4 separate regions of the Homo sapiens genome follow, and all the other regions are linked to region 4. The links are chromatin loops, found by intact Hi-C in ENCODE. Cell type or tissue: IMR-90. All regions are shown on one strand.

What was found. Hi-C counts contacts between places; a loop is a spot of excess contacts. Peaks named below come from ENCODE experiments on the same cell type or tissue, not always from the same donor. Only the 100,000 strongest peaks of a DNase experiment are listed, where the experiment ranks them.
Region 1: it touches region 4 in a loop (4-fold over the local background); 2 of 110 quality-filtered maps call a loop at or near these places.
Region 2: it touches region 4 in a loop (5-fold over the local background); 4 of 110 quality-filtered maps call a loop at or near these places.
Region 3: it touches region 4 in a loop (5-fold over the local background); 6 of 110 quality-filtered maps call a loop at or near these places.

What each region holds. Positions count from the first base shown.
Region 1 is chr3:168,340,618-168,343,117 of GRCh38, forward strand. It overlaps the pseudogene EGFEM1P. Among named protein-coding and RNA genes, the nearest start is that of MIR551B, 210 kb to the right of the region's middle. In IMR-90, no CTCF peak of the experiment used is centred here; a DNase peak (open chromatin) is centred at 1,044; H3K27ac peaks cover 550 bases.
Region 2 is chr3:168,423,322-168,425,821 of GRCh38, forward strand. It overlaps the pseudogene EGFEM1P. Among named protein-coding and RNA genes, the nearest start is that of MIR551B, 130 kb to the right of the region's middle. In IMR-90, no CTCF peak of the experiment used is centred here; a DNase peak (open chromatin) is centred at 1,220; H3K27ac peaks cover 599 bases.
Region 3 is chr3:168,466,395-168,468,894 of GRCh38, forward strand. It overlaps the pseudogene EGFEM1P. Among named protein-coding and RNA genes, the nearest start is that of MIR551B, 84 kb to the right of the region's middle. In IMR-90, a CTCF peak has its summit at 1,124 (motif pointing left); no DNase peak of the experiment used is centred here.
Region 4 is chr3:168,248,765-168,251,264 of GRCh38, forward strand. It overlaps the pseudogene EGFEM1P. Among named protein-coding and RNA genes, the nearest start is that of GOLIM4, 150 kb to the left of the region's middle. RefSeq lists silencers at 547-636, 1,307-1,636 and an enhancer at 977-1,176. In IMR-90, a CTCF peak has its summit at 1,226; a DNase peak (open chromatin) is centred at 1,107; H3K4me3 peaks cover 2,168 bases; H3K27ac peaks cover 1,053 bases; H3K27me3 peaks cover 192 bases.

The DNA.
Region 1 (2,500 bases), 92 kb after region 4:
AAGAGGGTGATAGGAAGATGTTGTGTTGCTGACTTTGAAGATGAAGGAAGAGAATAACTGGCACCAAAGAACACAGGCAAGCAATAGAAGCTGGGAAAAAAACAACTGAAAAACAAATTCTCCTTTAGAGCCTCCATAAGGAAACTCTGCCTTCCCTGCAGACAGGTTGATTTTAGCTCAGTGAGACCCATTTAGGATTTCTTACCTAAAGAGCTATAAGATAATATACTTTTGTTATTTTAAGCCACTAAGTTTGTGGTGATTTGCTACAACAGCAATGTAAAATTAATATAGTCACTGGCTGTTGAATAAACAATACTTGTAGTATTTGTTTTAAAACTTTTGTTCTGTAAAACAACTGTTAGACCTGTGCAAGTAAACATGTTATTAAGAAAATTTTTCTTGCTATTAATGTCATACGAATTAAGTGGCTTAAAGTGTATTTTGAGCTAAGTATTTCTATGGGTGACATTGTAATTTAAAAATCAGATAATTTAGAAATATTTGAACTGTGACAGATTATCTTATAGTGGATTAGGACATATTTCCTTTGCATTCTTAATCCAAACACTATGAAAGCACTTTGGTATTTTTTAGTGGGTACATTTCAATGTTTGACGAGTTGGCTTACATCTTGTTTACAGGCGCTGGAGTTAATTTTTCATGAGTGATAAATTGTCAGTTAACATGAGCTTTTGCAAGTGAAATTTGAAACTCTACTAAATGTTGAGTGTAATATTGAAGTGTATTAGGTCAAATGGCTAAACACAAGCAATGCATTGGCACTGATTCAACATCCTAATGATCCAACTGCATTCCTTTGCATGAAAAGTATTTATAGTAGTTTAATTCATAGTATTCTTTAGCTCTGAGTTTTGTTTAAGAAGGCTAGTGAAGTTAATTATGTTGTCTAGAAATGGAAAAAGAAATCCACCAACAACCCCTAAGAATGCTGCTAATGTTGATATGATTGAATTCATAGTAGAGGCAGCTGGATTTAATTATCAGTTTGCAATGTTGCGGTTTCAGCAGCAGTTGCTGAGGAATGGATAATGCAAGTAGCCTTCAAAGCCACTCACATTAGAGATAAAAACCTTGTCATTGAGTCAGACAGCTGACTGAACAAGTATTAAAATGAACAAAGATTTCCCAAGGGAAGTTGCAGACTAAGGTTTGGTTTTGTCTCCTTGGCTTCAATTCAAATATGTCAGACATATAGGATTTTTCTCTTTTCTAACTCAAAATGTTGGCCATTCTTAGCATTAGAGGTGGGTTTGGGGAGAGGTTGAGAGTGGGGGCATTTAGTGGCAATTATATAAATCTTTGGTTAGCTAATTACTCCACTCTTTATTCAGCTCATTTATGGGGAGAAATGTAGAAGAGAATCCCTAGGTTCTAATTATTTTAGCAGTGTTACCTAAGTATCAACTTAAGTACTTTTGCAGCTGTGACTGAGTTTGCTAAAAGCAACAGTGGTGACTGGTAGCAGAAATCAAATATTTTCCCTGTAAATCAGGTTTACTCAACAGCAGCACTATTGACATTTTGAACCAGATAATTCTCTGTTGGGGAAGGGCGGGGGCTGTCCTTTGCATTATGGTCAGCAGAATTTCTAGCCTCTGTGTGTGGAATGCTAGAGCACTCCCTCTCCATTGTGAAGACTAAAAATGTCTCTAGATATTGCCAGAAGTCCACTGGGGGAGAGGGTGCAAAATTCTCCTCACTGAGAATCACTGCTATAAGTCTGAGAGGAAATATGCAAGTTACTTTTGGAAGGTACAGGTTTCTCATTCTAACGAGCTCTTGGTGTTTTCACCTTACTGTTCCATAAAAATGGCAGTTCCTGTGCTTAGTGCTTAGTATCCTCAAGAGAATGGAATACTTGCAGGAAATACTAACATCTTAGTGTTTAAGTGGGTGTGTAACCACACAGACACTCCTGACCTTTATACATCAGCTTTGTTTGCTTTTACAAATAATATCTTTATGATATTTTAGAGAGAACATTCAGAAGCATAACATCTCTCAACATAAATTCTATAGTTGGAGCTGCTTCTCTGCACAGCAGTACTTCATCCTGTAGGAAGCAGCCCTTTAGCAACATAAGATATGAAACAGCAGGATGCAATAAGAAAGGAATGAATCTTTAATGAATAGTTTTTAATAGAAGTCACATTGTTTTAATAATGGGGAAGATAACATGGTATTAGTGCTGGCAATTAATTAAGGAATTCTTGCCAAGATAATTGGTAATCATTTTCTTAATTTCTTTGTGTGATTCAATAAATACATTTTGTGGGTTTTTTTTTTTTGAGTGTGATAACATTAGCTGACTGAATTATAGCTCTCTTTGCACGAAGATTAGAGTTACCAAAATGTTCAGGGAATTTGTCCTGCATTATGTTGACTAATATATCTAAAGAATAGTTAAAGATTTGCCTGTTTTTAAAAGTATGATGCAAAATAAAACACGGGTAGCAGAAATCAAATATTTTCTCTG
Region 2 (2,500 bases), 170 kb after region 4:
TAGGAGTTCATGCATTACATTGACTTCTCTCGGGTTTTCTTGGGCTACAGAATCATGGATGATATGATAAAATAAGATGTTAATTTATATTCCTTTCATTCTATGCCCCTCAATCCCCTCAACAGTTGGGTAAAGCTCTCATGTGCATAAAAGTCAGTTGGAGGGCTATTTAGAAAATGTTCAGTCCAGGCTCTGATTTTTGAGATTTTGGAGTTTGGTGAAGCATTCTGAAATCTAAATCCTGAAAATAAAGGTCCTGAAATTTGTGTTTTTTTCAAAAGCATCTCCAGTTATTTATAATAAAGATATATATGTGTAACGCTTTGAGAAGCATGCTCTCATAGTTAATGGTAAATTAATTTAGATGATCCTCTCTTCATTCTCGGCACTCCTCAGTTCAAGTTTCCTTTTTCTTCAAGAATCCATAGAACTAGAAAATTTTTCCCCCACAGAAATTATCTTTTGTTGCAAATCAAAAACACTATCTTTGGCCCAGTTTGAGCTAGATGGAAATTTCAAAAAATATATATCTTTACATAGAAATATACTTATTTCCAGAGGTTTCCATAGATTTCACATTATGGAGGCAAGCTAAGTGCTTCAAAGTACCCTTCATCACCCATTGAATCCAATCATGGCTGGGCTGCTCAGTGGCAAATAGCATTCCTCCTGCAATTCTGCTTAGTTTTGAAGGCTACCAAGACACAATTCACAATGTTGTTTTTCTTCTGGAAAACAAACAACAGAAAACACAGAAGATCTATTCATATTTTAAATGGTTGACTTGGTAATACGTTCAGAGGGAAGAAGATAACATATGATAATATCGTTAATAGATGACACAAACATTTGTGATAATGGCCCAGCACGTTGTACAGAGTAATGTGGATGGTTGGATGGTGTGAGTGGAAGTGTGTCAGCTGGCTTTTAGCCCACTGGCAAAATGTTTGGACAATTTGTGTTGGATAACTTGGTGGTGGATTTAAGAGAATTTGTTTTCCTTCACAAATGAAATGATGTATGCAGGATTTGATATGTAATTCTTTGAGTAAGAGATAATTGCTGTACACACTAACCAACTATTTGCATTTAGTTAGCAACAGTTTCTACTGAACTTTATCTCATGTTTCCTTAAGTAAATGTTTGGAAGTATGTTTGTCTTATTTAGTAACTTTAAAAAAATTTTACCACATCTCAATGCTTCTCAAAGGTTATCTAAATATCTACTCAAGGAAAACATTCTTTAGTTACTCAGCATCACAGGCTTCAGTTTTCTCATATGTATGACGGCTTGTAATGCATAATATTCTTACCAGCCCTGACATGCAGTAGTAGTTATTTATATGGTATTGTATTGTGTATTTTAGAACTACATTCAATTACAATTCAGTCTGTATTCATTTTAGGAAGGATGCATGGGAATGTGTTCTGAAGCAGGGCCTCTCAAAGCCAAGTCCTTAAACCACATACCTTAGACTAATCTTGGATGCTGGCAGAAAATGCAGATTCCTTGGTTCTGTGGACTGAATTGTCTCCCTTCTTCAAATTCATACATTGAATTCCTAAGCTCCAATGTGTCTGTTTTTGAAGGTAGGGATTTTAGGAGATAAGTTTAAATGAGCTCATAAAGGTTCATTCTAATCCAATGCAATTGGTGGCCTTTATAAGAAGACAAAAAGCGTTCTCTTTCTCTGTCTCTTTCTCCACACCTGTGCACACTGAGAAAAGGCCATGTGAGGATGCAGCAAGAAAGTGGTTGCCTGCAAGCCTAGAAGACAGCCCTCACATTCAAAATCCAACCATGCTGCCATTCCGATCTTGCAATTCCAGCCTCCAGAACGGTGAGAAAATAAATAAATTTCTGTTGTGTAGGCCACTCGAGCTATGGTATTTTGTTATGACAGCCCAAACTAAGACAGATTTTGGCACCAAAAAGCAGGGTTGCTGCTGTAACAAATACCTAAAAATATGAAAGCAGCTTTGGATCTGGGTAATGGTAGGCTAGAAGAGTTTTGAGGTACACTCTGGAAATACGGATGTTAAAGGTGATTCTGGTGAAACATCAAGGAAAAAAAGGAAATATGGAGAGAAGCTTCCATGTTCTTAGAGAATACACAAATAATCATGAACAAATGATAGAAATATGGACCTTACAGGCCATTCTAGTGAGATCTCAGATAGAAAAAAACTTATTGGAACCTGGAAGAAAGGCAATCCTTGTGATAAAGGTGGCAAAGAACTTGGCTGAGCTTTGTTCTAGTGGTTTTTTTGAAAGGTGGAACTTGCCAGTGATGAAATTGAATATTTATCAGAGGAGATTTCTAAGCAAAGTATTGAAAGTGTGGCTTGGGCCCTCCTTACTGCTTATAGTAAAATGCAAAATAAGAGAGGTGTATTGAAGAAGGAATTGTTAAGCAAAAGAAAATTAAACCTTAAAGATTTGGAAAATTCTATCCTATCCATAATGTAAAAATTGAGAAAGCCTGTTCAGAAGAAAACA
Region 3 (2,500 bases), 220 kb after region 4:
TCATATATAGGTTGAGTATCTCTTATCCAGAATGCTTGGGGCCAGAAATGCCTCTGATTTCAGATTTTTTGGATTTTGAAATATTTGTATATACATAATGAGGTACCTTGGGGATAGAAACCAAATCTAAACACAAAAATTATTTATGTTTCCTATATATTTTATACACATAGCTGAAGGCAATTTTATGTGATATTTCAAAAAATGTGTGCATGAAACAAAATTTGTATACAGTTAACCAACAGAAAGCAACGTCACTGTCTCGGCCACCCAGGTTTTTTGGCATCACTGTAATTCATGATTCTTAATTCATCTTCAGATAAGCAATCATTTTCTTACACTTATTAACCCATTAAATATTTAACAGTAAAACATATAGCATACCATTAATACAAGTGAAAAAATAATGTGTTCAGGGTAACTAAGCAGCACAGTAGCATCACCAAAATACCTTATCAGCTGTTAAACAACAGTGATGGCAAACAAGGGTAGCCTTTCAGTCTTCATCTGCAATGATGTGTTTTGATTAAAAGGTTACTGTACACTGTATTGTAACCCCCTTGGGGACACTGAATAAACTGTGTGTTGTGCACCTGTGTTTTCAATGAGACACATCACATGAGATCAGGTGTGGAATTTTTTACTTGTGGCACAAGGTCAGTGCTCATAAAGGTTTGGATTTGGGGACATTTTGGATTTTTGAATTAGAGATGCTCAACATGTATATGATATTGATGTATATATGTATCAAATGTGACATTGTATATTTATATATATATGACAATTATATATTCAATGACAATTCAGTTACACATATAGAAACTAATCTTATGGCGTGAAAAGAAAAAGCAGAATGTAAAACTGAAAGTAAATACGACACATTTATACATGCATTCTCATATGCCATCAGCCTCACTTGCCTAGGTCTTTATAATGTGATTATATGTTATTTCTACACACCAGCCAACCTGCCAGAAGGGCCCTTAAAGGTCTCTGAGTTATCTTTAAGAGTTTCTCATAGGGCAGTCTACCCACGCTCTGTAACAGGTTCTTCTTTGGCCTTTGTTGTGGACATTGTGTCTTGACCTCACTGTTGATGGACCTTGTGAGTTCTCCAGTCTTCAGAGACTCGCTGCCATCTACTGGTTATTGTTACCAGTTCTGCTCCTCTAGTCTTGGAGTTGGGTCCCGACTCTCACCAATACCCACAACATAATCATTCCAGATTTTAATAAGGCCTGGGAATAGTAGAACTACAGCACAAATTTGTTTCTATCAATGGCGGCTCCTTGTATTTAAAGCCTAAATATTACCTCATATCTGCTTTCTCACGAGGTCCCCATATACTAAACTAGTTCAACTTCCAGAAACAGTTTCTAGAAAGGTTCATATCTAAAGTCTGAACCCAAATGTACTACAGTTACAGAGAGAGGAGGAAGACATTTATGTGCCTGAAGTCCAGCGCCCATGAATATCCTGATCCAGGATGCAGGATGGTGGAAACATTTATCTCCTGCATAGGATATTTTCTCTCATAAGGAAAATGCATGGATTCCCATAACCTCCATAATTATAATATTTATGCTACTCTTTGCAAAGCCTACATCATTCAGTTTTAAATATTTTACTGTGGATGCAGCCCCATCCAGGTTGTGATCCCCTGGATTATAAAGTTAAGGTTTGATTAGGGTGACATGTCCTTCTGCCATGAGTGAATTCTTAATTTTTTAGTGACCAAATGCTTATATGATAGCACAGCATGCACTGAAGAATAAAAATGAATTTTATCATAGGGTAATCCAAATGTGGATTTGAGGAACAAAATATTTTCTAACTCTGTAAATGACAATCCTACCAAAAGAGCCAATTTATAACACTGCAAAAAACCACTAACACCTCAATCTGAAGCAAGTTTTCCCAGTAAAAGTACCAGCCAAATGCCTGATTAACTAAAAGATTTGCAAAAGTGGCCCTTTGTAGAAGGAAAATTCCCTTAAGGGAAATTTCTAGACTCAAAAACTGCTTACCATCCCCAAAATGATGTTATTCAAAATGAAACAATTTAAATTGCTCTCTTCAATGGTCATATGTGAACAGTGATTATCACTGGGTGATGAGATTTGCTTTTTAAACAATTTTCTATGTTTTAAAAATTTTCTATATTGAATGTGTATTATTAAAAATAAAATAGTTTTAAGAAGTCTATATTGGAGCTTATTTACCGTAATATATTGTAAATGAGTAATATAGCTGTTTGCCAAACTAGCTTATTAGTGGCTTGAACACCACTGACTTGATAAAGTTTTATTTTAAATGAAAAATTCTCATTCTGAAGAAAACCTGATGCTTCTATTAGTCGCATGATGATTACATCTGTAAGGATTCCAGTCAGAATTTATAGCAGTCAATAAACAAGCTCAAAACTCCTAAAAAGTAACGGATGAGATTGAATCTCATTTTCCCCTACTTAAATTAGAACATTATTAACTCTGTGTTGTTT
Region 4 (2,500 bases):
GGGCAGAGGCACAGCCTACGGCCTGAGCTGCTGGCGACTGCATCGCGCTTGGCCGTGCGTCCCAGGCTGCGCTGGCCAGCACCGCAGCCAGAGAGCTTCCCGCTCCGAGCAGGAGCGGACGCTGTTCGTCTCTGGAGGGGCCATGGTGCTCGCGACTGGCTGTTCCTCCTTATATTTGGGGGAAAGGAGCTGGTTTGAAGGAAAGGAGGGATTAAGTTTGTAAAAGCGTTGGCTCCTCCTTATAACTCTGGTGCCTAAAGGGGGTGAGATGATAGCCAAATAAAACGAAGAGAGATGACCCCGTTTTGAGTGAGGAGGATTTCTGGATGAGCCGGCGATATGTCCTGCAACTGTCGATTTGGCAGATTTGACTCAATCAACTGACAATTGGTTCCCACTTCAAACACACCTCCCTCAGCCTAGTGCTCTAACCGACTCCCCAGACTCGGGGTGGGGACCAAGCAGAACAAGAGAATCAAAAGTCAGCCTTCTTTTGGTCTCTGCTCGTGCACAACTGGTTTGGTTCTGAGCAGGCTGATGTTTGAGAGGAAAAGCCAGGACTGCTTGGGCTCTTTGGCGGGATTTGAGTGTGTATGCTGGGAGGGGGGCGGGTAGGAAGAGGTGGGAGCAGAGTTAGGCTGAGTACTGAGCGAAGCCCCTTATTTTGCGTCCCAGCTGCCCTTCCAGCCCCCAGCGCCCAGCCCCCGCCGCGGCTGGGTGAAGAGGAGGGGTCGAGGAGGGCGCAGGGCGTGGGGGACGCCCAGCAGCGCCTCAAGCCCGTGGTGGCGGCGGGGCTGTCTCTTTAAGCGCTCCGGAGGGGCTGGGGCGGGAGGGCGGCGAGCGCGTTTCCATGGCACCGGGGCTGCGGGGGCTGCTGGGCCACTGGGCTCACTCGGTTTCAGTTGCTCCCGGCGGAGCAGGGGCATGCAGCTCAGCGGCCACCGAGCCTCTGGGGCTCGCCCGGCCGCTCCTCGCGCTCCCAGACGCCTGTGACGCCTGTTGGGGCCAAGCTGCTGCCGTTCCCTCCGCAGACAGACGCGCCGCGCCAGCCTCACGAGCCCTGCACCAACTTCTGCCCGACAAGCCCAACTTCTGCGCCGGGTTCGGACTTGCGGAGCCGGAACGGCGCACCGCGCGCAGCCCGGGCGGCGGCCAGGGCGGATCAGCCTCGCCGAGATGTCCTCGCGACTGTGGCTCTGGTGCTTCTGCCTGGGCGGTTGCCGGCTGGCCGCCAGGAAGCGCCCTACAGCTCCGGCTGGGCATGTAAGTGGCGCCCGCGCGCTCCGGAACGCTTGGAGAGAGCAGACAACAGTATGCCCCGCCCCACCTCGGACCTGGTGCGGACACCGCGGCCCGAGCCCGGGAAGGGATGGGGGGCAGGAGGTGGGGACAGACACCTGCGGGGGCTGCGGGCTGTCCCGGGCGGAGCGCGGCGGAACGCAGTCCCCAGCTAGTCCTTGGGGAGCGCCAGCCCGGGAGCGGAGACCGCGACCGGGGCGGGTGTGCTCTCCACCCGGTACTTCCTCAGCGCCTGACAGATTTTTGTCCCCCGCCCCCAGGTTTGGGTGTGTGCGCGCGTGGTATGTGTGTGTTTTCGTTATTTTTCTGTTTTAAGAGTAATTGGCTAATGACTACCACTTTGTGACAGGGTTGTGAATGAAATCCTGTCGAACACCGAGTTTGACATTTTTTTCTTTGTAGAGACCAATGAGTTCGTGCACATGTATTCTTTCTTTTTTTGGGGGAAGTATCGCCGAGTCGGACGGAGTGGTTTATTCCACAGGTTTGACCAGAGGCAAATCCTGGCTCGTCTGCCGAAGTGAGGAGCTGGGGAGATGAGTATATGAAGGATTGAGTGCTCGGCCACTTAGCTGCTAGTCCCCTTATTAGAGAACTGAAGAGTTAGTAGGAAGGTGACTCAAACGCATCGTCTCAGGATGGGCATGGTTTCATTCCGGATTAGAAATCATGAAAGCTAGGAGATAATTCTTGTCACCGTGTCAACCATTAGCGAGGAGCTCACGGGAAGTCTAAGTCTTTACAAATTGCCTAGTCCTCTTGACTGGCTGGAGAAGTTTCACCTGAATTCTGTAGCCTCAGCGGAATCATCATCGAACCACCTGAGAGAGAAAACAGATCTAATTCTGCTTTTCGATTTCTGCTCCTGGGCGGTTATGAATAGACACCAGAATATTTTGAACATGTAAACATTTTTGCCATTTTGCTCCTACTCTGCTTCACCTTTGCCTTTCTGAAATGTGAATACTTTATTATAGAAAAATGGCTTAGATAAGTACACAAAGCCATCCATAGATCTCTGAGGCTTTACTTTTTCCTGTAAGAAAAATTCGATTTCAGGGTTCAAATTACATTTCCATATTTCATTTCTTTCATGTGAGATTCAATCTTGACACATGGCCAGGGTGTCAGTGGCATCTCAGAACTTCTTGCCTACATAGTTTGTAGATATGTATTTGGCAAAAATGCCACGTTTCTGGGT